Linked DNA regions of Homo sapiens: all the other regions are linked to region 6. A link is a contact called in ENCODE Hi-C or POLR2A ChIA-PET data. All regions are on one chromosome and are shown on one strand. Each heading gives the region's core, a stretch centred on a gene start or an enhancer-like site at or near the end of the contact. The rest is flanking DNA. Distances are from core to core; before and after follow the strand shown. Region 1 holds the start of TJAP1 (tight junction associated protein 1). Region 2 holds the start of USP49 (ubiquitin specific peptidase 49). Region 3 holds the start of TOMM6 (translocase of outer mitochondrial membrane 6). Region 4 holds the start of CCND3 (cyclin D3). Region 5 holds the start of GTPBP2 (GTP binding protein 2). Region 6 holds the start of BICRAL (BICRA like chromatin remodeling complex associated protein). Region 7 holds the start of TAF8 (TATA-box binding protein associated factor 8).

What was found. A loop is a pair of places that touch in the nucleus more often than their neighbours do. ChIA-PET counts read pairs that join two places held with the same protein, here RNA polymerase II (POLR2A). Pooled maps may share reads with other maps.
Region 1: a pooled map shows a loop between it and region 6 (4-fold over the local background). The contact joins the promoter of TJAP1 here to the promoter of BICRAL in region 6. A Hi-C loop is called at or near these places in 4 of 50 pooled maps. POLR2A ChIA-PET finds 5 or more read pairs at or near these places in 2 of 52 experiments (B cell and activated T-cell).
Region 2: a pooled map shows a loop between it and region 6 (4-fold over the local background). The contact joins the promoter of USP49 here to the promoter of BICRAL in region 6. A Hi-C loop is called at or near these places in 1 of 37 single-sample maps with no recorded cell type and 3 of 50 pooled maps. POLR2A ChIA-PET finds 5 or more read pairs at or near these places in 1 of 52 experiments (WTC11).
Region 3: a pooled map shows a loop between it and region 6 (12-fold over the local background). The contact joins the promoter of TOMM6 here to the promoter of BICRAL in region 6. A Hi-C loop is called at or near these places in 13 of 50 pooled maps. POLR2A ChIA-PET finds 5 or more read pairs at or near these places in 3 of 52 experiments (CD4-positive, alpha-beta T cell, WTC11 and endothelial cell of umbilical vein).
Region 4: a loop to region 6 is called in a pooled map, with 4 times the contacts of the local background. The contact joins the promoter of CCND3 here to the promoter of BICRAL in region 6. A Hi-C loop is called at or near these places in 8 of 50 pooled maps. POLR2A ChIA-PET finds 5 or more read pairs at or near these places in 3 of 52 experiments (WTC11 and activated T-cell).
Region 5: a pooled map shows a loop between it and region 6 (10-fold over the local background). The contact joins the promoter of GTPBP2 here to the promoter of BICRAL in region 6. A Hi-C loop is called at or near these places in 1 of 37 single-sample maps with no recorded cell type and 8 of 50 pooled maps. POLR2A ChIA-PET finds 5 or more read pairs at or near these places in 2 of 52 experiments (PC-3 and activated B cell).
Region 7: a pooled map shows a loop between it and region 6 (9-fold over the local background). The contact joins the promoter of TAF8 here to the promoter of BICRAL in region 6. A Hi-C loop is called at or near these places in 1 of 37 single-sample maps with no recorded cell type and 9 of 50 pooled maps. POLR2A ChIA-PET finds 5 or more read pairs at or near these places in 7 of 52 experiments (A673, AG04450, CD4-positive, alpha-beta memory T cell and 4 more).

Annotation. Positions count from the first base shown.
Region 1 is chr6:43,475,278-43,479,476 of GRCh38, forward strand. It overlaps TJAP1 (tight junction associated protein 1), which reads left to right and starts at 2,293. Exons shown (of 11, transcript NM_001350562.2): 1 at 2,293-2,351; 2 at 2,810-2,955. RefSeq lists an enhancer at 2,643-3,436.
Region 2 is chr6:41,892,627-41,896,651 of GRCh38, forward strand. It overlaps USP49 (ubiquitin specific peptidase 49), which reads right to left and starts at 2,749. Exons shown (of 8, transcript NM_001286554.2): 1 at 2,698-2,749. RefSeq lists enhancers at 1,508-2,022, 2,957-3,146 and silencers at 2,587-2,826, 2,615-2,907.
Region 3 is chr6:41,786,075-41,790,138 of GRCh38, forward strand. TOMM6 (translocase of outer mitochondrial membrane 6) reads left to right here and starts at 1,620. Exons shown (of 3, transcript NM_001382294.1): 1 at 1,620-1,751; 2 at 3,158-3,262; 3 at 3,494-3,821. The coding sequence starts at 1,624. The coding sequence ends at 3,254. PRICKLE4 (prickle planar cell polarity protein 4) reads left to right here. Exons shown (of 8, transcript NM_013397.6): 7 at 54-258; 8 at 688-1,378. The coding sequence ends at 1,055. It overlaps USP49 (ubiquitin specific peptidase 49), which reads right to left. Exons shown (of 8, transcript NM_001286554.2): 8 at 3,822-4,064. RefSeq lists a silencer at 168-687 and enhancers at 1,308-2,307, 1,378-2,067.
Region 4 is chr6:41,939,656-41,943,815 of GRCh38, forward strand. CCND3 (cyclin D3) reads right to left here and starts at 2,153. Exons shown (of 5, transcript NM_001760.5): 1 at 1,797-2,153; 2 at 715-930. The coding sequence starts at 1,994. RefSeq lists enhancers at 1-255, 1-130, 1,212-1,341, 1,384-2,335 and a silencer at 1,852-2,301.
Region 5 is chr6:43,627,916-43,631,634 of GRCh38, forward strand. GTPBP2 (GTP binding protein 2) reads right to left here and starts at 1,349. Exons shown (of 12, transcript NM_019096.5): 1 at 1,062-1,349. The coding sequence starts at 1,247. It also overlaps a transcript of MAD2L1BP not described here. RefSeq lists silencers at 1,059-1,138, 1,159-1,298 and enhancers at 1,359-1,538, 2,159-2,378.
Region 6 is chr6:42,779,603-42,783,728 of GRCh38, forward strand. It overlaps BICRAL (BICRA like chromatin remodeling complex associated protein), which reads left to right and starts at 2,450. Exons shown (of 13, transcript NM_001393499.1): 1 at 2,450-2,499. LOC401261 (a long non-coding RNA gene) reads left to right here and starts at 3,894. Exons shown (of 2, transcript NR_134654.1): 1 at 3,894-4,126. RefSeq lists enhancers at 3,259-3,948, 3,805-3,994, 3,949-4,126, 4,015-4,084 and a silencer at 3,385-3,724.
Region 7 is chr6:42,049,147-42,052,843 of GRCh38, forward strand. TAF8 (TATA-box binding protein associated factor 8) reads left to right here and starts at 1,378. Exons shown (of 9, transcript NM_138572.3): 1 at 1,378-1,440; 2 at 2,211-2,367. The coding sequence starts at 1,396. It also overlaps a transcript of CCND3 not described here. RefSeq lists enhancers at 1,001-1,552, 1,334-1,883, 1,553-2,104.

The DNA of each region.
Region 1 (4,199 bases), core at 1,043-3,542, 700 kb after region 6:
TCCGGGTTCGAGCAATTCTCTTGCCTCAGCCTCCTGAGTAGCTGGGACTACAAGTGCATGCCACCATGCCCAACTAATTTTTGTATTTTTAGTAGAGAGGGGGTTTCACTATGTTGGCCAGGCTAGTTTAGTTAGTGTAATTTTATTAAATTAATTTTTAAAAAGATATATAGGATAGAAAGGCATGGATGGGATGGGAAATAAAAATGGCTGACCTCTCCCTCTGGGAATCTGGAAGCCTCTGCTGAGGTTTTTGTGTGTGTGCGTTGATGGGGGGTGGGTACATGAGATCAGCTTCACCAAGGGGCAGACCAGCTCCATCTCTAGGCCCAGGGAAATGGGATACCTTGCTGCTCTGAAATGTTGATGAGCTGCGGAGGGGAGAGGGACAGGGGAGCAGATGGAATTCCTGGACAATTGTTCCGGCTGTCACCAGAGAGGATAGGCTGGAGGGGGCCCTGGATAATTTATGGAGGGACAGATGCTTCTCCGGAACCATCTGGCCAAGAGAGGCCTGGGCTCGGGGTGGATGATGTCTTTAGGTCTGAGGAGACTCCTGGCCTCCAGCCTTCCTCATTTCCTCTACCTGGCCTGCTCGGTGCCCTGGGGCTTTCCTAGGATGGCTGTGCTCCCTGAGGACCCAGCTGCAGAATTCCACCTGATCCTCATCTCACTCTCTCCTTTGCTGAGTCTGGGGCTTGTCTTTGCTACCATTCCTGTTAGTGCTAAGTGGGGCCTTGAGGTCATGTAACTTCCATCTATGCATTTTCTTATTTTATAGTATTTTCAACCCCTCTTCTCCACCAGTATATTCCAAAATCTGTCAATCACCAACCTCCATACCATTTATTCATTCAATAAATATTTACTGGCCGGTGCAGTGGCTCACACCTGTAATCTCAGCACTTTGGGAGGCTGAGGCAGGTGGATCACTTGAGGTCAGGAGTTCGAGACCAGCCTGGCCAACATGGTGGAATGGTGGAACTCCCATCTCTACTAAAAATACAAAAAATTAGCTGGCATGCGCCTGTAATCCCAGCTACACAGGAAACTGAGGTGGGAGAATCACTTGAACCCGGGAGGCGGAGGTTGCAGTGAGCCGAGATCGCACCACTACACTCCAGCCTGGGCAACAGAGTGAGACCCTGTCTCAAAAATTAATTAATTAATTAAACAAACAGAATAAAAAAAATCTATTGAATACCTACTATGCCAGGCATTGTTTTAGACACTGGGGATACTGTGATGAGCAAGAAAACATCCCAGACCTCTGGAGTTTGCTTTGTAGTGGGGAGATGATCAATAAACAATAAATATTTAATATAATGTCAGATAATGATAAGTACTATGAATGAAAACATTAAAGCAGGGTAAAGGAGAATAGGGATGCTGATTTAGATTGAGTGGCCAAGGAAGGCTTCTCTAAAGTGATGACACTTGAGCAAAGACACAAATGAGAGTCAATATTTGGAGGAAGAACATTCCAGGTATGGGGAATAGCAAATTTAGAGACCCTGAGGCAGAAATATGCTTAATGCATTGGAGGAAAACATGCCATTTATTCATTAGGCAATTATTGTGTGCCAAGCACCTGCTAGGGAGTATGAAGATGCAATCAAACATAGTTTTTGCCCTGAAGAAGCAGCAGGGCAAAAGTGGTATAACATGTAAATAAATAATTACACTGCACGGGACAGCTACAGTAAAGCTATGTACAAGTTGCTAGTGATGCCCAGCAAAAGGAGCACTAAAGGGAAATCTTTCTGGGGGAGGTGACATTTTAGCTGATGGTTTGAAGGAATAGGAGGAATTGATGATGCAAAGGAGGAGGAGAGAGATTAGACATCTTAAGGCCCGATGTCCTGAAAACAAAGGACAATTTGGGAACCTGAAGTTCCCAGGAGAGGCAAAAAATGAGGCTGATGAAGGTGGAAGAGCCTGGATCATGCGGATCTTTGAATGCCAAACTGAAAAGCTGGTTTTATTCTCTGGATGACGGGGAACCAGTAGCACGATTCTCTCTCCCACTGTATCTTTGAGATGTGTTCCCCTATTCTTTTTTTTTTTTTTTTTCTTTCAGTACTGGATTCTTTCCCCGCTTCCCGCTATTGCCCTGCTCCTGACACCTCCTTCCTTCTGTGGCCAGTCCTCCAATCCCTGCTTTCAGGAGAGCCCCATTTTTCACCATCACCTACCTAGTGTCCCACCTCCCCAACCCGAGGCCCCGCCCCCATGGCCCCGCCTCAGATGACGCGACACGCCAAGTGCGTGGGGATTCCCGCGGCCCTGGCCACTACCCGGCCTGCCCCGCGGCAAGATGGCGGCCTGAACGCAGCTGGCAGCGGCGGAAAGTTTGTTGTGGGGTTGGAGTAGTCGGGCGGGGAAGCCAGAGTTGGGGAGGATTGCGGGGGCCCTAGCCTGTAGTAGGGGCGAAGGGGGTACTGGCTCCAGGGTTGAAAAGAGGAGATGGAATGGAGTAAGGTCCGAGGCGGAGAGGAAAAAAAGGAGCTGGGGCGGACCGGGGCCCTAGGGTCCAGTGGCAGCCCTAGGGGAGGGGGATTTGGGGGCGGGGCAGCCAGAAGTAGGTGTTGTGCAGGCCCTGGAGAAGCAGAGTCACAAGTTGGAGGAAAATTTCTTAGCCGCGAATAAAGAAGCCTGGAGCGTGGGATAGAGGCCCGACTGTATCTGGCCGGCCAGAGGGGAAAGGGATCTTTCTAGTAGAGTGGGATAGTGAGGAAGAGAGATCTGGAGGATGCCGGGCAGATCTGCTAAGGAGGGAACTAAAGCCAGTCAAATGACCCTCTTCTAGGCTTAGATCAGCCTTTCCACAGCTGTTAGCAGCATCTGCCCCAATTTCAGCTGAAGATTCAGGTGCCCCAGGGACTGGAAGAAATTACAGTGCCTACTTGGAAAGAAGAAGAGATAGCGACTTGCCCCAGTCCAACCCCAGAGCGGGTAAGGTGGCTTCCAGTGACAGGTTTCTGGCTGGCATGCTCCCTGGGAGGAGGATGCATGGGCTTAGAGTGATGCCAAGAAACATTTGGTCTGAAAAGGGCTCACTTTTATAGAGTTTGTCCTTTGTCTGAGGTCCTTAAGTTAGTGTTTGGCGTAGATTGCAGGCTGACTTTTGAGAGTTGGTGTAGAATTAAGCCTTGTGTGCCTTCACCTATGCAAGTAAACCTGGACAGAGGCCTAGAGACCAGGCCGAAGGATGTTAACACATCCCTGTCACAAGCAGTTTCCTACATGCTCATTGTTTCTGCTTCAATATCCCCATCACTTCTTCACTTTGGCGTCCTGCCTGGAAGTGGAGATTTGTGGGTGACAGATGGTGGGGAGTCACGAGAAAACAAATTCTGATCGTGTTCACTGACCATTTAGGTACCTGCTGTCACTGACTCCTGAATTCATTCTCGCTGTGTGTCTACTTTTGCTTTTTTGGTAAGAAGGGCTCATTAGTGTTCCTCTGGGGATGTGGATTTTGGTGGGGGTATCAGAGGTGAGGGAAAGGCAGGTTGGGATTAGAGAGAAAAAATGTAGATCAGTTTCTGGTAAGAGATCAAGTGGACTGATGTAAAGCTCTGGGAATGTTTAGCACCGCACTGCCTATCCTTGAGACCCCTAATATTTGAGAGCTACTTTACAGTTGGACAAGTGTGGTGATGCAAAGAAAGGATCATGGAACTTGCTCTTTTCTTTTCTGGTAGTTTTTTTCTCTCCTTTGTAATCTTCCCATCAAACCACTTTTGAAAAATATCAGTCTCAGTAGCCAAACTAAGCATGGCCTGAGAGGTAGTGGATTTGGTGTTGGAGAGAAAGGAAAGGGACTGGAGCCAGAGAACACAGTGAATGTGGCCTTCACTTCCTTTGGTGAGTGTTTTGCCCTAGCCAGAGTTGGGAGTAGCCTTCTTATTGAAGCCTGCTTCAGGATCAGCATCGCTTCATGGTGGACTAGGATGGTTTGATCTAGAACTCTTCATTTACTGTCTGCTCTGTACCTGTCCCCCCAATCAAAGGCTTACTCCAAACAGAACAACCCAAGTCACTGTTACTAGGTCAGCTTCAGTACCTTTAGGTATTTGAAGAACTGATGATATGTAGCTGTGACTCTGTTTCTGAAGGTTGAGAACCTCCTTTTTCTGAGGACAATTCGTGCCCCCTTTCAAATTGTAATTGTAATCACCCAAGGGTAGTGTGGT
Region 2 (4,025 bases), core at 1,499-3,998, 890 kb before region 6:
ACCATTGTTGCTCAAATCCACAAATCAAAATCTAATCTTTGTTAACTACTACAAAAGTCATAAACCTAATCTTTGTTATTTATACAAACACCAGCAAAAGTGTCAATCCAAAATTTACCCAACTTTGAAAAAAAAAGTATCTTTGTGCATCTGAGTGTACACAATGAAATAACCCCAAAGAAGATTCTCAACAATTGTTTGAATTTTTCCCTAAGTAAATCATATGCTATCCTTTGGCACCATCAAATGCAAAACAAATATTCATTCATATTCTTAGCTAAATGTAAAAGCTTCTGAAAAAAATCATTAAAACAAAATTCTAAGTAAGAATAACCAAATTTTGCCCCAAATTTCTTATCTTCCTTTTCATTTCTAAAGGTGTCTTAAAAATCAAAAGCTTCTAGAAAATTAGTATTAATCTGGCCTTCTTTATTCATAACCATAAAACACGAAAGGCAGTGGAGCTGTCCAAAGACCAAGCTTGCTGCAGTATTATCTTACAGAGATGTTTTTCCATCAAAATTACTCATAAATTTATTTGCCCTAAAAAATAAGTCTGCTACTCTAAAATCCTCCACTACTCTACAATTCTCCCTTTCTTTATGCCATTTTGTTAAATGGGTGAGTTACCAACTACAGCATGAAACGTCCCGCACAAAGCTAAAGGCAGCTCAGGAACTCAAAGCCCTCAGCTCTGATTTAATCTCTCCCCCAGTAAACTTCCTTGGTTGGTTATCTGCCTTTCTCTGAAATGATTTCTTAACATTCTCCAGCAACTGAAAACAATAAGCAGAAATCTGGTTGATTAATCAAAAGAAACAGATTCTCATCTTTCTCTATCCCAACAACAGTGCGTTCTCCATTGAAAATGAAAATGCTGTCCATAAAACACAGCCCAGCACTTGTCAGGTGCAACACTCCTACAACACTAAAACTATCACATCACACGAGTACACCCTAAATAAGCACACCCTTTCCCCGAATTATCACAACACTAGTGAAATGCAGAGGTTTTCAACACCCAGAGTTTATACTTTATCATCCATACAAGAAAAAAATCAAATCAAAATGAGTCTCATTTCTTCAAAGTGGACAGGAAAGTCAAATCAAAAGCAATGAAGGGTGGAAGCAGATTCAAGATTTCTTGAGAGAAAGAGGTTTCTGGAATTTCCTACTTTTAGGGACAAAAGGATTCACAGTTTCAACACACAGTTCTCTCCTCAACAAAGAATTCCTTTCCTGCACCCCCCACCTCTGCCCTTACTTTTTAGTCTTTACCCCTGTCTCTAGGTCCCCTTTCACTCACCATGGTTCCTCGTCTTCTGCACCAAAGGCTCTCTTACACTTGATCTTTCACTACAGCATTTCTGCCCTGACCCTTGCAGACCTTCTGGAGCAACTCCCCATAACACGCACATTCGATTCCCACCCCCCTGCAGTCTACCCCAGTTCTACATCCATCAGGACTCCCCCAGCTTCTCTTAGCCCCCTCTCTTCCCTTACTCCCCATCTCATCCTTTAAATTCTGGGGCCCATCTCTTCCTGCTCCTCTCACCATTTGCTTTTAGCCCTGTCTCTTTACCTCACTGTTTTCACCTTGGATCTTGCTGAACCTCTTCAATTAACGTAATTACCCAGTTATCCTTGTCCCAGATGGCCATCACTTCTTACACCCTAACTCTAGTCTCCTTTCAGCTCTTCTGGTCCCAGAATCGTCCTACAGACACCCATCTCTTATCTGTTTCCTTTCGCCCTTCCACCACACTCTTATTCCTGACTCCACCTGGTTCCAGTCCAGGTCTCATTTGCCCTCCCTCACTTTACAGAATTTACATCCATCGCCCACCCACTAACCCATTCCTTTCTCAGAACCTCGCCAGCAGTTCCCACCACACCGTTGGTCCCAGTCCTTCAGCTCATCTCGCTCCGCACTAGTTCACACCCTCGTCACGTCTGGCTCTTAATCACTCTCTCTTTCCTACTCCCAACTATTACCCCAGCTCTGCCCCTCCTTGTCTTCCACTTCCAACACTTACCCCGGTACCCCTCACCCCAACACCACCCGCTACGAAGATTTCCCCTTCAAACCCCTGCTCTTACACCTAACCCCAGGATCCCTTTCCCCAGCCCTAACCTCATTCCCTGCCCGGCTTCCTTAACGCCCACCCTGGCTTTTGCCTCCTTCCTATCTCCTTGGCTGGCTTTTTCTCACTCCTCCTCTCCCTGGCTTCTAACCCTTTCTCCCCTTAATCCTCCTCATCTCATTCTCAACCCGGTTCCCCTCATCGCCTCCAAGCCTTCCTTTCCCTCTCCCTTCAACGCTTTTGCCCCAACCCAGCCGTCGCCCACCCCGCCAAAATAAGGCGCCCGCGCGCCCCGACTCCCGGCTCTCGCCTCCCGCCGCCCCCGCCCCGGGCGCCCCCAGCCCGCCGGCGCCGCGGTCCCGCCCCCTGCCGCCGCTCCTCCCGCCCGCGAGGCGCGCGCTGCCTTTGTCGCCCCTCACCCGGTGTGTGAGGATTTTGCTTCTTTAAAGGGGAGGGCTAGTGAGCCGGAGACTCCTATCCCCGCCTCCGAGTCTTAGAATGGGCTCCCTGGCCGTCGCGGCCTCCCCGGCCCCCGTTCCCCCTACCCCCTGGAGCTACCCACTTTGCTGCCTCCCCACCTCCTCCGTCCCCTCCCCCGGCCCCCTCTATTTACCGCCATCATCAGCACGCGCGAGCTGTCACCAGGGCGCGAGACAACCGAACACGGCCCCGCCCCCTGCCCGTCTATTGGCCCGCCCGCTGGAGCCCCGCCCCTCAGGCCCTGCATTGCGCCAACGGCGCAGCGCTGGGCCGCGACCCCGGCACCGGCACCCGTTCCGAGGGTTCGCGCCGCAGGCGCAAAGTTTAGGGTCAGCCACAAACGCGCGGCCGCTTTGAGCCTGGCGTAAGGGGCGGCGGCGTAGGGGGACGTTGTGAATAGCTGGTCGAAGTTTGGTTGAAGCACAGGAGGGTAAATAAGAAGGTTTCCAGACAAAGAGACTCTTAAAGGTACAGACTCTTATGTCTGTCCCTCCTCCTTAAAGGGCCAGAGACGCTCCCGAGCCCATCTCCGCCCCCTTCTTCCCGGGGAACTGTAAAGGTATTTTACATGAGTTTCCCATACTCTTTTCGGTTCACCTTTAACACCTCTCCCCACTGCGAAGGACAAAGGCTTTCTCACTATCCCGTCCGTATGTTTTGTTTTATTCTGTTAAAAGACGTTATTTCTGTGTTGTTCCTAAAGCAGCAGCCCTCAAACCGTGGGGTTTCCGGAGGCAGCGTTTGCAAAAGTTACTATTGGCTCCCAGGCGGGTGAGCACGTGTCTGGCTTTTGCCACAGATGACCCAAGAGAGATTCAGCTGTTTTATGGAAATCCCCCACAAGTTAGAGGATCGCTGCCGGAACTGAAGAAGTTCAGCAGATTGTAAGGCTTGGGAAATAAACCAGACTGACTTGGTAGTGGTCCATTGGGAAACAGAACAGCACCTAAGCTACAAAAGGCTTAGGTTAAGCAGTCTCCTAGGTGCACTGTCTTGAAACTACTTGCGGGGTGGTAGTGGGGGGAGGGGATGGGAGTCTCCCAAAATAAGATCAACAATTTCAACACCCAACACATAGCTAAGGCAGATAAAGACTTACATTTAAATATAAGGACAAGTAAAAGAAACAGACATTAGCTATAGTAGTGGCTCAAGTTACACACCTGTAAACAGGAGAACTAGGTAAGCACAAAAAAAAAAAAAAGAACACCACACACAATAGGAAGGGGGAAACTACAATGCCTGGACCAAGCGCTGTGTAGGCAATTTATTAACAACTTGCACTTTTAAAAGAGGTTTGATAGAAGGAGAGGAAGTGGAGTGTTTCAATTTGGTTTGGTCGGGATTTATCATGAGGTTCAAGGCCTCAGAGTTAGATTCAGAATTTAGCTCTCCCTTTGTCGTCCATCACAGTTAACATAATTCTTTTTAAGGAATTCTTAACATTATAACTCTAATTAT
Region 3 (4,064 bases), core at 370-2,869, 990 kb before region 6:
TGAATGAGGGAATGAATGAATGAAACGTTCCCCTCTCCCTCTCCCTCTCCCAGCTGATCTTCTCCTGGCGCTGCACCGAGGCGGAGGGACAGCGCTGGCATGAGAACCACTTCTGTTGCCAGGACTGCGCCGGGCCTCTGGGCGGGGGACGTTATGCCCTGCCTGGGGGAAGCCCCTGCTGCCCCAGCTGCTTCGAGAACCGCTACTCGGATGCAGGCTCGAGCTGGGCCGGGGCACTGGAAGGGCAGGCATTCCTTGGTAAGGGAGAGGATGCAGAGCAAAGCGGGAGGGAGCTTGGGCTGGGCTGTGGGGGTTCTCCCGGGCTGGGACCCTCGCCCCGGTCCCACGCCGTCCCGTCCCTCCAGGAGCGCCCCCACCGCACCCCCCAGACCCAAGCCTCGGGGCCCGCAGCTCTCACCGCGCATCCCTGGCCGGAGCGTTCCAAGGGCCGCCCGAACCCACCCCGCGCCGCGGTCGGGGTTGCGGCGCCAGACTCCCTCCCAGGCGCGGGAGGCGGACGCCCTCTGGTGGAGGCGGGGGACCCTGGCGAGGACTCTCGGCGGCGGCGGCGGCGCGCACGGCCCAGGGGCTGGGCGGGGCGGGAGGCTGGGCCTCACCCCCACTAGCTGCGGTGTAGGTCCAGCTCCGCGGCTCTGAGACCAGCGTTTCCGACCCGGCCCGGAACAGGGGAGACTGGACTCGACCGAACTGAAGGAAGGGACCAAACCTCGGTGAACTCTGCAACCCTCTCCCGAACACTCCTCGCTGCTGCCGGCGGTTCCAGCCTGCAAACTCAGAGGGGGCTGCCTGGATCCAGTCCCCAGCAGGAGAACCGACCTGGGGACAAAGCGGAGGCACCCAAAGGGCAGGAGCAATGCCGCCTGGAGACTATTCGTGATCCCAAGGACACCCCTTTCTCCACCTGCTCCTCCTCCTCTGACTCGGAACCTGAAGGATTTTTCTTAGGCGAGCGCCTTCCCCAGTCCTGGAAGACCCCCGGAAGCCTCCAAGCAGAGGACAGCAACGCCTCTAAGACGCACTGCACCATGTGCTAGTGGCGCAGCTCAGAGAGGGGATGTGAGTGGGAGGAAAGGGGTCTGTAAAGCGGGAGAACAAGGCTAGCCTCCCCCTAACAATCCTAGACTGAGACGCAGTCAGGCGCACGCCCGCAAGAGGCGGCGAGGTGACAAGTTTGGAGTGCGCCCCCTTCAGTACTGCGCGTTCTAAGACTTTTGGCGGAGACTTTCTTGGCAAAACCCATTCCCCAAAGCTACGCTTCCCCTGCTGAGATAGCCCCTACCCCCACCTCCACAGGCTGGGACAGCCCCGTCCCCACCATCCTCCTCCCAAGCCAATTAAATGATCACAGCACGCGTGACAGTTACCGGCTGGAGAGCCGGAGGTGGGACCGGGAGCAGGGGACCGTAGAACCGGGCCGCGCTCCTCCCCTCCTAGAGTTCGTGGAGGCGCAGCAGAGGGCCGTCCCTCTTCCGGATGTCGGACTAAGCGAACAGCGCCCCCACTGCCGGCCGGTAGCAGCCGGAAGTGCCAGACCGGAGGTGCGTCATTCACCGGCGACGCCGATACGGTTCCTCCACCGAGGCCCATGCGAAGCTTTCCACTATGGCTTCCAGCACTGTCCCGGTGAGCGCTGCTGGCTCGGCTAATGAAACTCCCGAAATACCGGACAACGTGGGAGATTGGCTTCGGGGCGTCTACCGCTTTGCCACTGATAGGAATGACTTCCGGAGGTAACCGAGCCCGAGGAACTTGGTCCTTTTCTGGCCCTTAAATCCGTATTTCCCCTTTCTTGCGAGGCTGGCGCCTCAGGGTTTTTTGTTTTTGTTTTTTAACATTACCAGCATTGTGGCGTCTTCGTAGCTCTGGCTGTGCCTCACTGAGATCCCTGGCCAGGAGAGTTCCCGTGTGGCAAAAGCGATCTTTCTGTCATGTGGCTGTATCTGTAATGTCACCCTGATCAAGGGAAGAAGTGCTAGCACGTAAACAGGCTTTTTCGGCCCTGGACTAGTGCTTTAGCTGGGCTTTGCGTTTGATCTTACATTTCTTTTTTGTTTTTTTTTTTTTTTTGAGACGGAGTCTCACTCTGTTGCCCAGGCTGGAGTGCAGTGGCGCGATCTCGGCTCACTGCAAGCTCCGCCTCCCGGGTTCACGCCATTCTCCTGCCTCAGCCTCCCGAGTAGCTGGGACTACGGCCGCCCGCCACCACGCCCTGCTAATTTTTTGTATTTTTAGTAGAGACGGGGTTTCACCGTGTTATCCAGGATGGTCTCGATCTCCTGACCTCGTGATCCGCCCGCCTCGGCCTCCCAAAGTGCTGGGATTACAGGCGTGAGCCACCACGCCCGGCCTTTTTTTTTTTTTTTTTTTTTTTTTTTGAGACGGAGTCTCACTCTGTCGCCCAGGCTGGAGTGCAGAGGCGCAATCTCGGCTCACTGCCCCTTCTGCCTCCCGGGTTCAAGCGATTCTCCTGCCTCAGCCTCCCCAGTAGCTGGGATTACAAGCGCGCGCCACCACGCCCAGCTAATTTTTGTATTTTTAGTAGAGACGGGGTTTCACCATCTTGGGCAGGCTGGTCTCAAACTCCTGACTTCTCGATCCACCCGACTCTGCCTCCCAAAGTGCTGGGATTACAGGCGTGAGCCACCGCGCCCGGCCACATTTATTTCTTTTTGAGACAGCCTCGCTCTGTCGCCCAGGCTGGAGTGTAGTGGCGGACCTCAGCTCACTGCAGCCTCCGCCTCCCGGGTTCAAGCGATTTTCCTGCCTCAGCCTCCCCAGTAGCTGGGATTACAGGCGCGCACCACCACGCCCAGCTAATTTTTGTATTTTTAGTAGAGACGGGGTTTCACCATGTTGGCCAGGCTGGTCTCGAGCTCCTGACTTCGTGATCCGCCTGCCTTGGCCTTCCAAAGTGCTGGGATTACAGGCGTGAACCACCGCGCCCAGCCTGACCTTACACTTACTAGGCACAAAAATGAACTCCAAATTCCCACGTGGGTCTTGAGCAACCTGCCGTCACAACCACGTATCAACGCCTCGGGAAGGTGGTGATGGAAGCCTTTCCCCCCAGTACATTTCGTTAACTGTACAACTGACTCAGTGACCACAGGGTTAATAAAACACATTGTTTTTCCAGGAACTTGATACTAAATTTGGGACTCTTTGCTGCGGGAGTTTGGCTGGCCAGGAACTTGAGTGACATTGACCTCATGGCACCTCAGCCAGGGGTGTAGCCAAGTAGGTAAGCACTGAACTACACCCATGCGTGTCTTAGGAGACCTAGAGACTGGGTGAAGCAATGTTTTCTGTCAAGTATTCATGAAATGTACAAAAGAATGTGATGTAAAACCCTTAACTATTCCTAGTTAAATGTGTTTTCAGATGTTGAAAGGGATTTAAGTATCTCTTACCAGTTTCCCTCCCATACTTTTACAGTTCTAATGCCACCTGTCGTCTTATCATCTGATTGCAGACAAATGGAATCCTGTGCTGAACCCGAATCTTCCAAAAAACAGCCTACAATCTGTGACCACCACAAGATGTGCCCTGATGGCAGCTGAAGTTTGATTCAGATGGGCACTTTTCTTCCCCTTCCCTGCCTAGTTTCCTTTTGTTCCTTGAGTCCACGCAGAATTCCATTCTCTGGTCAGCAGACAGGCTTAAGCTAAAGTATTGCCTCTATTCTGTAAAGTTCTGTACATAGTTCCCAAGCTTCTGCAGGGGGTGATTTTTGCTCTTGTCCTGAGAAATAACAGTGCTGTTTTAAAAAACATTTGAAATAAATACCGCACACAAAGGCAGTCATTTTATTCTTTTAATAAGAAACTTTTGCTTACAAAAACAAGGTGTAAAAAGATTTACAAAAATCATAAAAACATGATTTATATTTCACACTTGAGAGACAAAAACAAGCCCCAAAACATGGATTTTAATGGAGGTGGTTTGCTTCATTTTAAAAGGGAAAAAAAAAAAAGGAAGCTGTAACCATACATTGATGTTAACCTAGCATGAAGTTTATTCTTGAAGAATTTACATTGTTGAGC
Region 4 (4,160 bases), core at 903-3,402, 840 kb before region 6:
CGGAAGCAGATGCAGCTCACCTCCCTGTCTGTCCCTCAGCTTGGGCCTTGGGCTAAGGGGGGAAGAGGGAGCTGTTTCCACCAGGCCCAAAGCAGCTGCTCCAGTTCCTCAGAATGAGGACGAGGAAGGATTAGGAAGAAGCTGTTTCTTCCGGGATATAAGAGGAAGCAAAGAAGGTGGGATGAAATACATCAGCCCTTCCTTAAAGCAATCAGGGCCTGGCTTTAATTGGCTCTGGGAGGCTTTTCTATCACAAAGTCCACATGAGGATAAAGACTCAACCAAGGCAAAACCCCCTCCCCCACATGAAGCACATTCCACTCCCCTACTCCAGTGGGGGTGTGCAGGCATGCCCTTCTGCTGCCAATAAATAACTCATGGTGGCTGCGTAAACCCAGAGGCAAAGTACTAGTGAGTGTAGACATGCAATTTGACTTGTTGCTATCTGGGGGAAAGACCAGGAAGGAGTGGCATCCCCTGGAGGTCAGGAGGAGGGGGTTTAATGCCTGCCTGCAGCTCAAGCCTGGGCGGGAGTGATACTAACCATCACACCACAATGCCCCATCGTTTGTTCCACCCCAATTCCTTTCCCAAAGGTCCTGATCCCCTTGCTTCCTCTCCAGGGGGCAGAAAGCCTCTGATATCTCAAGCTTTCCTTTTCCTGGAAAGTGGGGAGACAATACGTGTCGGGGGTGGGGGGAGTTACACACGCACCCGCAACTGGCGGGGAGAGACAGCGTGGTCGGTGTAGATGCACAGTTTTTCGATGGTCAGGGGCGTGGTCTCGCGCAGCTTGGAGGCCAGCAGCATGCAGACCGCACCCAGGAGCTGCAACTGCGCCTTTCGGGTGGGGACGCAAGACAGGTAGCGATCCAGGTAGTTCATGGCCAGGGGGAAGACTTCCTCCTCACAGCGCTGCTCCTCACATACCTGGGGGAGGGCGCACAGTCACTGCTGGGTCTGGAGCGTGGGGAACACAGCAGCGGGGGGGTGGGAGCGCTGAAGTGAGGTGGGATAGGGAGCAAAAACGGCAGAGAGGGTAAGCTACTTAGAGAGACAAGGACCAATAAAGGAGGAGGATGCGCCCTCCCCAAGGTGACGCCCCCCACTTCCTCTGCGCGGCCTCCTCCCCTCTCCCCTTGACGGGGGAGTGGTAAAGCCAAGGAGCCCTTGCTCACGGAGGATTCCAAACGGAGACTCCCCTCCCCCACAGCGAGGGGAAGTGGGACGCAAGGGTCACCCATGGTAGCCAGAGAGCTGGGACCTCACCCCCATCACCGCCACCACTGCACACACCCGAGGGGAAGGGAGGAGGCTCCTGCCGCTGCCTCCTGCACTTTTCATTTCCCTGTCGGCCGGAACAGGGCGCGCGCCACCCCCATCGCCTTCCCCGCCAGAACCCCGCGAAAGACACAGGAACCGGCTCCCGGGCGGGGGCGGCCGAGCCCAGGGTTTTCCAGGCGCGCTCTCCGGAGAAGGCCGGGAGGCGGAGGGAAGCGGGAGACGCTGTGAGAAGCCGAAGGGGAGAGAGTGTCCTTGGTCCCGTTTGCTCGGCCCGAAGAGAGGCACAGTTAGGGTGCCAAGTGACTGGCAGTCACTGTCGGGAGGAGCCGATTAGGGCTCGGGAAAGCAAGGGAGGCAGCTGGCGTGGGTGCCCTAGTGAAAGGCCAGGCCCCGGGAGTCTTAGCCTCGGAGCATCCTGCAGATTGCTGTGGGGACCGGGATGTCCCGACAGGGCGGCCCCGGTGTGTCCAGACCCGGGAGCGGTGGGGGAGGGGGACGCGTCCGGGCGGTACCTCCAGCATCCAGTAAGCCAGCATCTTCCGCATGTGCGGCTTGATCTCCCGCTGCACGCACTGGAAGTAGGAGGCGCGGGGTACGTAGCGCTCCTCCAGGCGGAGCAGGCTCTGCAGGACACGCTGGTCCCCCAGCAGCCGCGGGTCCGGCCCGGCCCGGGGCGCGTGCCGGGTGCCTTCGCAACACAGCAGCTCCATACTCGGGCAGCGAACAGGCAGGGCGGGAGTGCGGGCTCGCGAGTCCCAAGGCAGGCGACGGGCCGGAGAGCGCGGGGCGCGGGTCTGGCGCTGGCGCTGGCACTGCGCGGCGGATCCCCAGCCCGCCCGCCGCCCGCGCGCGCGCGCCGCTTCCCTGACAGGCGCCCCGCCCCTCGCGACGATGTAGCAACCGTGGAATGCTCGGACGTCGCAACGCTCCGAGGGGCGGGGCTGCGGCGCCCCGGACGGAAAGGGTTGGCTGAGCGCTCTCCCCTCCCTCCCGCGGCCCCATTGGGCCGCTGAGCGCAAGCCGGCCGGCTTCCGGGCACTCCAGGCCCTCTGGACCACCGGGTGCAGAGAACTTTCTAGGAGGTGGGCCTCCTACCCACCCACGGGCCCTCCCATTTTGCTTCTCGGACTCTAGTCACCCAGGAAACAATTTTTCTCCAAAGGTCATTCATTCACTTATTCATTCGTCAAACCCTACTTCACCGGCTGCTTGCTCTAAGGAATGCGATAAATAATGTCAGAGCTAGTTCTTAGTGAACGCTGCTCGAAAGCCTCACGATGTAATGACTCACTACATCTTCACGAAAACTCGGAAACCGAGGCAACTGTCATTCAGTTGGTCCGTGGCAGAGCTAGGATTGGGAAGCTGGCCTTCTTGCTGCAGATTCTGTGTTCTACACCATTGCTAGTTAAACTGTGATCCCAGACCTGTCCCGTGCGTGGTCATCGCCTGGGAGCTGGTTAGAAATGCAGACTCTCAGGCCCACCCCTAACCTGAATCAGAATCTGCATTTTAACTAGATTTCTGTGCACTTTAAAGTATGAGAGCTTTAGTCTAAGTCAGCATATAACAGAACGGAAAGGCCATGGAGTCATGGCCTCACCTTGTTAAGTTGCTTGCCTAGGTTTGGACAAGCCCCTAAAGTCGGCCTTAGTTTCTGTTTGGAGAAACTGTGGACGGAGAAACTAGATTCTCATTGAATCAGTTTCTTGCACAGACTCTGTGAGATCTACCGGTTGCATTTCTTCCACCTCCCAAACTTTTGGTTACTTTGTAGTTTTACCGGAAGCTAGATTCCACTTGACGAAGAGGCCGAAAAAGACCTCCAATAATGCTCCAAATGGGAGGAGGCCATGAGGATCCCTGCCCTACTGGGGTCCTCCTGACTTAGGAGACACTAAGGAAGTGTCTAACCATTTTCTGTTAATTATTCTTTTTTTTTTTTTTTTTTTTTTTTGAGACGAAGTCTCACTCTGTTGCTCAAGCTGGAGTGCAGTGGTGCGATCTGGGCTCACTGCAACCTCCACCTCCCGGGTTCAAGCAATTCCCGAGTAGCTGGGACTACAGGCACGCACCACCATGCCTGACTAATTTTTGTATTTTTCGTAGAGATGGGGTTTCACTATGTTGGCCAGGCTAGTCTTGAACCCCTGACCTCGTGATCCGCCGGTCTCGGCCTCCAAAAGTGCTGGGATTACAGGCGTGAGCCACCGTTCCCGGCCGAATTATTCTTTCTTATATTATAAATTGTATTGTAGTTTTCATATCATAAAATATTCTTTTACATTGTAGAAAACTTCAAAAATACAAATAAGCCACAAAAAAAGGAAATAATCATTTGCAATTTGCCATGAAATAACCCTTTAATATATCAATGTTTATTTTTCTAATCTTTGTTCTATGAATAAACACACATTTTAAATGGAATCATCACAAACTGTTTTGTAAGCTTTTTTCATTAAAAAAATACTGTTAACACTTTTCCATGCTATTAAATATTCTAGGACATAATTTGTAATAGGGACATAATATACCATTAGGTGAATGTACAAAATGTATTTTGGCAAACCTGTATTGGTGGAAATTTAAATTATTTCTAGTTCTTCTCTATTAGACATAATACTGTAAAATATTTTTGTGGTAATATCTTTGTGCACACTCATGATTATTTCTAGAAGTGAATTAATTTCTAGAAGTGGAATTTCCCAATCTAAGGTTATGAAACATTCTAAGGCTTTTGATACACTTCTAATTGCCAAATTTTCCTGCTGAATAGTTAAACCAATCTTTTCCACCATCATTACATATCTATTTTTCAAAACAACTCTGCCAACTAGAGAGTGAAAGTGGCTTATTAGTAATAATAAATCTATTTT
Region 5 (3,719 bases), core at 99-2,598, 850 kb after region 6:
ATGGGTGGCTTCAAAAAATGTGGTACAAGAATGACAGTCTAGGGCCCAGACCAATGGTTCCCAAAGTGAGGTCCTGGGACCAGCAGCATTAGTATCACACGGGAACTTATAAGAAATGCAAATTCTCAGGCCCATCCTCACTAGTAAGAAAGAATCAGAAATTCTAGGCTGGGCACGGAGGCTCACGCCTGCAATCCCAGCACTTTGGGAGGCCGAGGCGGGTGGATCACCTGAGGTCAGGAGTTTGAGACCAGCCTGGCCAACATGGTGAAACCCCATCTCTACTAAAAATACAAAAATTATCTGGGCGTGGTGGCGGGCACCTGTAATGCCAGCTACTCGGGAGGCTGCAGCAGAAGAATCGCTTGAGAACCCGGGAGGCCGAGGTTGCAGTGAGCTGAGATAGCCCTACAGCACTCCAGCCTGGGTAACAGAGACTCCGTCTCAAAAAAAATAAATAAATAAATAATAAAAAAATAAAATTGGCCAGGCGTTGGGGGCCAGCAATCCGGGTGATTCGATACATGCCAAAGTTTGATAACCACTGGCTTAGGCTGTGTGTGTGTGTGTGTGTGTGTGTGTGTGTGTGTAGTGAACATACTGCTCTTTTCCCGAGTACTGTGTGTGTGTCCGTGTGGAACATATTGCTCTTTTCCCGGGTACTCCCCTTCTCCCTGTGGAACAAGTTTAGAAGAAGTGGTGGTTACTGTCTGCCTCTCGTCCCAGGATGCAGTCTCTCTTGCCCTATGGCGGCACACGCAGTTGGTCGGGGTGCTCTTCCTGGGATCCCCTTTCTCTACTTCTCTCCTGGGGTAATCTAGATCAGAAGGGGGAGTCCTCCCTCTCCACTCTTCCTCCCTGAGGTCCTGTCACCTGAGAGTCCAGTCTCTGCCCTTCCTCCCTGGGGTCCCGGGACCTGAAAGAGGTGTTCTCCTCCCGTGCCCCTCCTCCCTGGGGTCTCGACACCGGAAGGGGAGATTAATTATCTGGGTCCCGCCTCCCTAGAGTCCTGGGCCGGAAAGAGTGGCTTCTTCCCGCCCTACCACTTCTCAGGTGCTCACCTCGGGGGGCAAATACGGGGGGTTGTTGGCTTTGCCCCCTCTGTTCCTTCCGTTCTTCTTCTTTCCCTTTGGCCCCCCGCAGCCGCTGCTGCTGCCGGCCCCCCTAGCCTTGAGGGTTCCGCCCACGGCCGGGCCCCCTCCGGGCCGGCAGCAGCCGCCGAACAGCTCCGATACCCGCGAGTCCATCCGCCGCTGCCGCCAGCCCCCCGCCCGGCCCCTCCCCCGACCGCCGCCGCCGTCGCCGCCGCCCTTACTGCCACTGCCGTGTCCGGCCGGCCTGAGCAGAGTGGGGTGGGGCTCTGCACAAGCTACGCCCCCCACCTCCCTGGCCTCCGGGTCGCGTCAGAAACAGCCGCGGGGCACCACGGGATATAGAGTCCCCAGGCCTGGGAATTCACTTAAATGACACGTCGCCGCCCTACAACTCCCAGGAGGCATCGCGGCGCAAGTGGCCGCGGGAGTCGTCGGAGGCGTGGGGAAGGAGCGCGCCTTGGCGCGCAAAGGCTTAAGGGAGCTGTAGTCTGACTTCCAGTCCTCGCGCTATGTTCTTTTTCTAGGACTTGGGGGGAATTTAGAGCCTCGAGGCCTGGGGTGGGGACGCGAGGACACCAGCGTAGAAGAGCTTACATCAGAATCGAGCTTTGTGGGCGCTCCGGGATTTGGCCCTTTAGCGCGGATCCTAGACAACAGGTTTTGGACCTCGAGAGCTGCAGAACTGAGGCTACTGGTGCCGCCAGCCTGCTGGCTCCGCCTCTGCCTCAGTTTCTTCCCCTATGGCCCGCGTGCCGCTGGGGTGAGTCAGGGCGAACGCCAGGGCGGAGGCGGATGGTGATTAGCCAAATTACGGCTGTTATTGTTGGGATGATTATGCTACCTTTACATAGTAGTCACTGCTTTATTACCAGGCTGGCACCGTCCAGGGGCTGGTTTTAATAACCGGAGGCACCGCGGTGGCCCCGACACGAGACCCGAACCCGTAAACCAGCTTCCTCCCCGAAGGCTGCAAGCATACCCAAAGCGAGTATTCCTCCTCCCCTTTGTTTTGAAGCAGAACCAATCGGGAAGAACTGAGTTTGGTTTTAAACGGCCAAGACTGTAGGAGGGGCCTGGCCCCTACTTCGGGCGGGGCTAGGGCTCGGGTTACACCAACCACCACGAGGGCGGGGCAGTGGCCGGGAATAGAAACTTGGCCTAGGGCCACAGGGGATTTTTGGCTTTTGACTCTCTTGTGAAGCAATCTCCAGCTCTTTAGTGCTGTTGCACTCTACAGAGTACATACATTCAGCGACATAAGCCAGTGCACAGAACACAGAAAGGCAGGGTGGAAAAGCAGTTATGTTGCTGAGCTGCGAGTCAGGACGCTAGGGCTCAATTCACAGCCGCATGGCTGTCTCATGACTCAGACCACTCACAGTGTGTCCACTTCTCCCCTCTTCTCGAACTGCGAGGTGCTCATACACGGTCAAGAAATTAAACAACTCAGCCGGGTGCGGTGCCTCACGCCTGTAAATCACAGCACTTTGGGAGGCCAAGGAGTGTGCGGATCACCTGAAGTCAGGTGTTCGAGACCAGCCTGGCCAACACAGCGAAACCCCGTCTCTACTAAAAATACAAAAATTAGCTGGGCGTGGTGGCGCATGCCTGTAATCCCGGCTGCTCGCGAGGCTGAGGCAGGAGAATCGCTTGAACCCGGGAGGCGGAGGTTGCAGTGACCCGAGATCACGCCATTGCACTCCAGCCTGGGCAACAGAGCGAGACTCCAACTAAAAAAAAAAAAAAAAAATTAGCCCAGCATGATGGTGCACATCTGTGGTCCCAGCTGCTCGGGAGACTGAGGCAGGAGAATCGCTTGAACTCGGGAGGTAGAGGTTATAGTGAACTGAGATCATGCCACTGCACTCCAGCCTGGGTGACAGAACGAGACTTCGTCTCAAAAAAAAAAAAAAAAAAAAAAAGAAAGAAAAAGAAATTAAGCAACTCTTCTCTCCAGACCTCAGTTGTCCTTGGAAAACTAGAAGCAGCAATAATGACTTACCTCTGGTGATCCCTTCAGGGGTTCAGACTTGGTAGAGTCCATGGCTTCCTCCCAGGGCCACAAGGAGGGAGGCAGGTTTACTGATCATGCTGTCCACATAGCATAATTTCCCAAAGCAGTGAGAGCAGAGAGACCAAAATCTGCAAAAGGGCCTAGCTGACCATAGGCCAATTATGTGGGTCTTCAGTGGTTGAAAGCACATGTGACTTTTCTTAGTCCTGTGCCACTGAAGGAAAGGTTATGCCGTAGAGGTCAATGCTAGCCAGGGGCACAGGCCTACTAGGGAAACTGCTGCTTAGAGACAGAGACTAGGGAACTCAGTGAGAGATCTCAAGAAGGATGAGAATTGGAAGGAAGAGATAAGACCATTCTCCCAACATTCTCACCATGACCAGCCCTGGGCCCTCTTGATAACCAGAGCCTGCTGCACTTGTCTGATAACATGTGTCCCTTCATATACATGGATTATTTTTATTTTTATTTATTTTTTGAGACAAGGTCTCCCTCTGTCACTCAGGCTGAAGTGCAGTGGTGTGATCACAGCTCATTGCAGCCTCAACCTCCCCTGCTCAAGCAGATCCTCCCACCTCAGCCTCTGGAGTAGCTGGAACTACAGGTGCGAG
Region 6 (4,126 bases), core at 1,200-3,699:
CACATTTAAATATAAAGCATACATTATGAATGATAGAATGGCAGTACCAGAACAAGATATAGTGTTTTTCTTTGTTTGTTTTTTGAGACAGAGTCTTGCTCTGTTGCTCAATCTCAAGCGATTCTCGTGCCTCAGCCTCTCTGTAGTAGCTGGGACTACAGGTGCATGCCACCATGCCCGGCTAATTTTTGTATTTTTGGTAGAGACGGGGTTTCACCATGTTGACCAAGCTGCTCTTGAACTCCTGGCCTCAAGCTATCCTCCCATCTTGGCCTCCCAAAGGGATTGCAAGCGTGAGCCACGGCACCCAGCCAGATCTTTTTTATTATTTTTTAGAGACAGGGTCTCACTCTGTCAGCCTGCCCATAGCTCACTGCAACCTCCAACTTATGGGCTCAAGCAGTCGTCCTGCCTCAGCCTCCCCAGTAGCTGGAACTACAGGCATGTGCCACACATACCTGGCTAATTTTTAATTTTTTTTTTAGAGATGGGATCTCGCACCATGTTGCCCAGGCTGGTCTCAAACTTCTAACCTCAAATGATCCTCCTCCCTCAGCCTCCCAAAGGGCTAGGATTACAGGCTTGAACCACTGTACCCTGACTAAAAAGATCTTCTGTGTTGAATATGACAACATTGTATGCCGGCCCCAACAGATTTAATTTATGCAACATAGTCCAGTTACAGTATCCTTATATATGCAAGAAAGGTGTACTACCATTACATTTTTTTTTAATGCTTAAGGGGATATAGAAGCCATACAATAATTTCACTTAAATAATTTTAATCTAGAGAGAGTTTTATTGAGAACTCACCAAATATCTGGGAGAGATGGGCTTGAGCCATTTGAGAATAGCTACTCCATAGGCAGAGCAGCTGAGCATTCTGTTTATCAGCAGGATCCTATTGCTATATGCATTACAAATGAATTTTAAAATAATTTATAACATTTCTTAGGCTTAATATGTATTTTTTAAAACCTGAATTACATTCTGTACAATTCACCTTTTACCTATCCTTGATGTTTATTTAAAATAAAAGACAACAAAACCCCTAGTATATTTTGTGGGCATTTGTAGTTAACCTAGACTACAAAGGCACCTGCTCCCACTCCAGGCCACGTAATGTTGTTGTTGTTGTTGTTTTGTTTTGTTTTTGTTTGAGTCTTGCTGTGTCGCCCAGGCTAGAGTGCAATGCGCGATCTCCGCTCACTGCAACCTTTGTCTCCCGGGTTCAAGCGATTCTCCTGCCTCAGCCTCCCGAGTAGCTGGGATTACAGGAGCCCACCACCACGCCCAGCTAATTTTTGTATTTTTAGTAGAGACAGGGTTTCACCATGTTGTCCAGACTGGTCTCGAACTGCTGACCTCAGGTGATCCACTCGCCTCGGCCTCCCAAAGTGTTGGAATTACAGGCGTGAGCCACCGCGCCCGGCCTGGGCCACATAATCTAAATACTTTGGATACTAGATAGTTTACAGAGAAGTTTCAACAATTTGAGATTTGAGATTAAAAATAGGTGGTAGTTATACTTGGACCAAAGAATGTTAAAAGATTGACTAGCTCTCTTTTAAGAATGAGGGGGTTATGTAATGAAAATTCCGCAAATATAGAGATAAAAGATATCTACATAAAGAGAAGGCAGTAGAAAATGAATGTTTTGAGAGTGATTTACTCTGCCTCACCTTCCTTTTAGTCACTGAAGTTTTGTTTTCCTTTTTAATGTTCACATACGGGCTTCACAGGTAAGGTTTCAAGAATTTTGGAATGGACAAAGAGTGTTGCAAAGGAAAGCTTAGTACATTTGAAAGTTAGGATGAACCAGTTATTTGCCTAATAACTAAGTTAAAAGTCGTTTTGGTTTTTAAAAAGCATATGCAAAACGTATTCACTGAGGCTTGCTCTAATTAGAGTTCTAAACAAATCTTGTAGGGTTTTTTTTTTTTGTCTTTAATCTCCCCCCTTCCCGTGTCAAGTTAAACTGGGTGGGTGGGTGGGTGTGTGTGTGTGTGTGTGTGTGTGTGGAGAGAGAGCCTGCAAGAGAATTAGCACGCACCTCGTGGATCTTAGTAATTGTTTTAAAGCCAAATAAAACTGTTTCTTGAATAAACCAATACATTTCTGAAGTTGAAAAGAATCCCAAAGGAAACGAATGAACATCCTTGCAGCTTGATTTTCCAAAAAAAAAAAAAAAAATTTTTTAAATTAAAAAAATCCTAATCTCCACATTTTTTGCCAGGCGAGAACCGAAGTTTGGAGGTAGACGAGCAGGCGAGCGGTTTGCCCGGGCGCAGAGCATGAAGGCCGGGCGGGCGCGGGGAGCGGCGCCCCGGCCCGGCGCGGGGGTGAGCGAGAGAGAGAGCGGAGCGCGTGTGGCCGGCGCCGCTCGGCCGGGAGCTCCCGCGCTCCGGCCCCCGGCCCCGCGCCCGCCGCCGCCGCCGCCGCCGCCCCTGTTGCGATGGCGCAGAAACCCCGTTGACAAGGCACTGCTTTTTCATGACGGTGAGTTTCCCTTTGAGTGTATTATAATTTTGTGATAAAAATTTCAAGGAGAAAAAAAAAACACACAACCTCCTTCCTCTGCCTCTTTCCTTCGGGGAGGGGAAAAGCGAGGGAGGGGGGGCTGGAGATCTGTCTCCAGACTGAAAAGAAAGGAGCAAATTAAACACCGAGTTGCCAAAACCAGGATATTAGGTTTCAGCCCAGAGAGCTATTGGCTAAGGCTGTGTTTTTTTTTTTTTTTTGGGGGGGGGTGGGTTTGTGGGTGGGTGATGGTGGTGGTGGGTGGATGTTTAATGGACACGGAGAAAAGGGGAATCGAGTGTTTATGCCTTTCCCAGCGCTGCCGGGGCCCCGGGAAGACCAAGTTCAGTGTCTCGGGCGGGGGCGCAGGCGGGCAGGGGGCGGCGAGGCCGGGCCGGGGGCGCCTCGGCGGGGTGGGGGCCCGGCGCCTTTCTTTTTCCTTTTTTTTCTTTTCCGCGGATGCAAATTTCTGGAGCGGGGAGAGGGAGAGCCCGGGAAGGGGGTGGCGTGGCGGTTGGTGGTGGGGAGGGGAGGGGAGGGAAGCCTTTTAATGACTCATTGATTGAGCCGGTTTAAAATTAGTTGTGTGCGCGAGTGTGAGTGTGTTTTCCGCCCCCCGGAGCCGCCGGGAGCCGGGAAGGAGGGAGCAGGGCTCGGCGAGGGGAAGACGGCGCGGCGGGGCCGCGAGCAGGGGGCAGGGAGGGCCTGGAGTGACGGCGGGCGAGGAAGAAAAATAAGCTTTTCCAATCTCCTCCCCTCTGTTTTCCCCCCCTCGTTTCTTTTCTCTCTCGGAAGCTCTAGGGTGTGAATCACATTTTCTTTCTTCTCGGCAAAATGGACCCCGCGTCTGGGGAGGGGGAGGGGAGAGGGTGGGGAGGGAGGCGGCGGAGACGGGGTTTATTTTTCATCCTGGCTTCCCCATTCCCGCCGCATCTGCGGGCGGCCGCGGCGAGGAGAGCAGGTCCGGGGTGCGGCGGGGAGAGCTCGGGGCAGGCGAGTCGCCCCGGCCCCGTTCCCGCTCCCGCTCCGAGCCCGCGGCGGCGGCGCGCACCTGCCGCGGGACTGCCCCTTCCCAGCCGCCTCGCTGCCTTTTCGAAGCACCGCCGAGGATCCGCGGCCGCGTCCGGCCGAGCCCCCAGCCGCGCGGAGGACCGGCGGCCCAGCCGGGCGTCTCCTGCGAGGCCCGCGCTGTTCGCCGCGCCGGCCAGAAGAGATGTGCGGCTGGGACGGCGCATTTTTGGCCGAGTGCGCGCGGGCGTTATGCTGTTCGCGCCCCCCCGAGTCGCCCCAAATGCGGGATATTGGGTGGGGGGGTGCGGTTGGAAGGCGCTAAGATGGCGCTGGGCCTGGCCTGTCGCCAGGGCTGGTGGCGCAGTTGCTCGGCGGGCGCCATCTTTCTCGCGGCGCGGGCGGCGCCCTCCGAGGACATCTCGATGACCAGGGCGCCGCGAGGCCCGGGGCTAGCGGGAGCCGAGAGCAGGGTGCTGAATTCTGGAGATGGGACTGGGGTCGCGCGGCCTTCTCCTTCCCCACGCCCCCAGACCCAAAAGACGAGGCCGCCGGCTCGGAGCGGGAAGGGCTGGGGCCAGCTTCTTCCTCCTAACCA
Region 7 (3,697 bases), core at 128-2,627, 730 kb before region 6:
TGCCTCAGCCTCCCGAGTAGCTAGGACTACAGGCGCACGCCGCCACGCCCGGCTAATTTTGTGTATTTTTAGTAGACACGGGGTTTCACCATGTTGGTCAGGCTGGTCTCGAACTCCTGACCTGAGGTGATCCACCCGCCTCGGCCTCTCAAAGTGCTGGGATTACAGGCGAGAGCCACCGCGCCCGGCCGATTTCTTGACTCTTACTACACGTCAGGCACTGTGACAGACTCTTTCTGTGTATCATCTCATCTTTCCCCCAGCTTTACAGAAGAGGAAACTGAGACACACTGAGGATTAAGGTCAAGTGCCCGAAGTACCATAGCTGGCTAGTGTTAGGATCCAAGCCCAGAATCTGCGTCCTGCCAGGCACCTGCAAATGGGGACGAACACGGCGCAGCTAGAGGGGCTGACAGGCTAGGGAGAAAACCACTGGTAGCCGCGGGCACCCCACGCCCTGGGAGTGAGGCGGCAAGGGACAAGTCTCCCGCCCCCTAGACTTGCCTCGCAAATACTTGCGGGTCGAGGGCGCGAAGGCAGCAGGATGCAGCGATAGACTTGGACTAGGTGGTCCAGGCTCTACTTCCAAGTGGGCCATTGACAGGCGGGGCGGCCCTCAGCACAAAATCACCAGGCTGGATGCTCCAGGGTTTCCCAACATTACTCGCTCAGAAGAATCATCTGGGGAGCTCCTTAATGAGAAAGATTCCCAAGCCCCTCTTCCAGAGAGTGAAGTCACTGGGATTGGGCTGGGCCCAGCCAGGTGTTACTAATAATAAGACAAGTTTGGAAAACCCTGCGAGTGTAGATGATCTCCTGGTATGCTCTTTATAAGAACCGATTTTCATATTAAAATAGGTTTCTTTTAACTCAGTGAAACCGGGCGCGTTTTCCTGGCCCACAACCAAGCCACTGAAGGCCCCAGAACACTTCACTCTCAAAAGGTCACGTGAGGCTGGCGCGGTAGCTCACGCCTGTAATCCCAGCACCTTGTGAGGCCGAGGCCGCGGACTGCTTGAGCTTAGGTGTTCGAGACCAGCCTGGCCAACATGGCGAAACTCGGTCTCTACTAAAAATACAAAAACTAGCGGGGCGTGGTGGTGCCCGCCTGTAATCCCAGCTACTCCGGAGGCTGAGGCGGGAGGATCGCTTGAGCCTGGGAGGTGGAGGTTGCAGTGAACCGAGATCGCGCCATTGCACTCTAGCCTGTGAAACGGAGCAAGACTCTGTATCCAAAAAAAAAAAAAAAAAGTCACGTGAGCCGGGGTCACCGGAGGCGTCCCCCAACCGACTGGGCTTCGGAAAACCAAGGGGCGCACGCCGCCCCGCCCCGCCCCGCCCCGCGACTACAAGTCCCATCGCGCCCCGCGCTCGCGCACACTACGCCAGAACAAGATGGCCGACGCGGCGGCCACAGCTGGGGCCGGTGGCTCCGGAACGGTAAGGGCAGGAAGCGCGGGCTCGGAGCCGAGAGAGTTTGGGTATCCTGCAACTTTCCCCTCGACTGAGCAACAAGATAATGCCCAGAAATTCAGCCCCATCATGAGCTCCGACTGGCGGAGGGTGTTTTCAGGCCGTAGGCGCCCCCTCCTTGGGACTTGGCTGCGGCCTCCGGAGTTGGCGGACCTGTGTCTTGATTGGCTCGTTCGCTGTTGGGGGTTGGGAGCCCGGAACACCCCCGATTGGTCTGAAGATGCCGTTTTCGCCTTCTTATTGGCCGGCCAAAGTTGAAAGGCATTCCCGTTTCAAAATATTTAGCTTTCTTACTTTTTTGTGCTTTTATCTTTTGCCCTCCTCTCCTCGCGGTCACCTCTTGTTACTGTTTTCATTTTCCCTTTCAATGAAATGGTGTGAAGATGGGAGGCACAAGAGAGGGATCCTGTTTTTTCTGCGGGACACGTCTTAATCCCATCATGCGTGTTTCTTCAGCTATGTATTCTAATAATCTGCTAAAGTAGAAAGTAAAAGACCTGCTATTTTATCTCATTGGGACTGTACGTTTTAGGTAAGCGGAGAAGTGGTCTCTGTATTTAAAGCACCTTGGGTGCTCAATTTTTACTCAGTTGGCCAAGATCTGTAAATCTAAACATTAAGCACTGATTTTTAAAATAAAATTATTTAGTAAAATAACTTTGCTTGCCGTTGACCACGTATGAACTATGTGATTGCATCCTTCTCCTGTGGATGAAAATCTCTCTGCTGATTCACAGAGATCGGGAAGTAAACAGTCCACTAACCCTGCCGATAACTATCATCTGGCCCGGAGGAGAACCCTGCAGGTGGTTGTGAGCTCCTTGCTGACAGAGGCAGGGTTTGAGAGTGCCGAGAAAGCATCCGTGGAAACGCTGACAGAGATGCTGCAGAGCTGTGAGTACATGGAAACACTTGGCCTTGGAGTCAACCCCAACATCAGTTCTGTGCCCTGCTTTGTGATAGTGTTTGAGAGGATTTAAGAAACAAACTTTTTTCTTAAGAGGGGAGAAAAAAAATTTTTTTTAATGTAAAAAGTTGAGAAAAGAAAACAGCACAATGGGCCGAGCGTGGTGGCTCACGCCTGTAATCCCAGTACTTTAGGAGGCTGAGGCGGGTGGATCACCTGAAGTCAGGAGTTCAAGACCAGCCTGGCCAACGTGGCGAAACCCCGTCTCTACTAAAAAACACACAAAAAAATTAGCTGGGCGTGGTGGCAGGTGTCTATAATCCCAGCCACTCGGGAGACTGAGGCAGGAGAATCGCTTGAATCTGGGAGGCAGAGGTTACAGTGAACTGAGATCGCACCACTGCACTCCAGCCTGTGAGGCTCCATCTCCAACAACAACAACAAAAACAGAAAAGAGCATAATGAAGTGACTTACAGGCTTTAGAATCAGATAGACTTGGTGTACATCATCACTCTGTCACTTAATAGCTTGGGCAAGCCACTGAATCTCCTGAACCTCAATTTCCTCATTTCTGAAATGGGATAACAGTTTCTACCTCATGGATTTGTGAGTGTAAGTGAGATGTATATATAAAACATTCAGTGCTGGGGAGATTTTAAGCTCTTGGTGAGTTATGGGTGCCCTTAAGGACTTTTGTTGGGGAGTCAGGACTAATTCCCCATGCAATAGATATCATCACATTATGTAATGAAATGCTAGATTGTGTGATACAAAGAATGAAGGGGAAAAGCCCCCCCCCCCTTTTTTTTTTTGAGACAGAGTCTCACTGTGTTGCCCAGGCTGGGGTGCAGTGGCACAATCTCAGCTCACTGCAGCCTCCGCCTCCCAGGTTCAAGCAATTCTCCTGCCACAGCCTCCCAAGTAGCTGGGATCATAGGCGTGCACCACCACGCCTGGCTAATTTTTGTATTTTTAGTAGAGACAGGGTTTCACCATGTTGGCCAGGCTGGTCTTGAACTCCTGACCTCAGGTGATCCACCCACCTTGGCCTCTCAAAGTGCTGGGATTACAGGCATGAGCCACTACACCCAGCTGAAAAGCTACTTTTAAAAGGAAATGTGTTGAGATTTAGAAGCCCGGGTGTGGTCTTACAGAGGCTTTTCTGCATGTACAACATATTTCCCTGTTTTGAACTTTTGGGGCATGGGATGGGATGAGGGATGGAAGTATTTACGGTGTTTCTTAGGGATCAACAACTATGAAAGGAAGTAGGAGAAAGGTTTGGGCAGAGGGAGATGTGGGGTGCAATGCAGGCC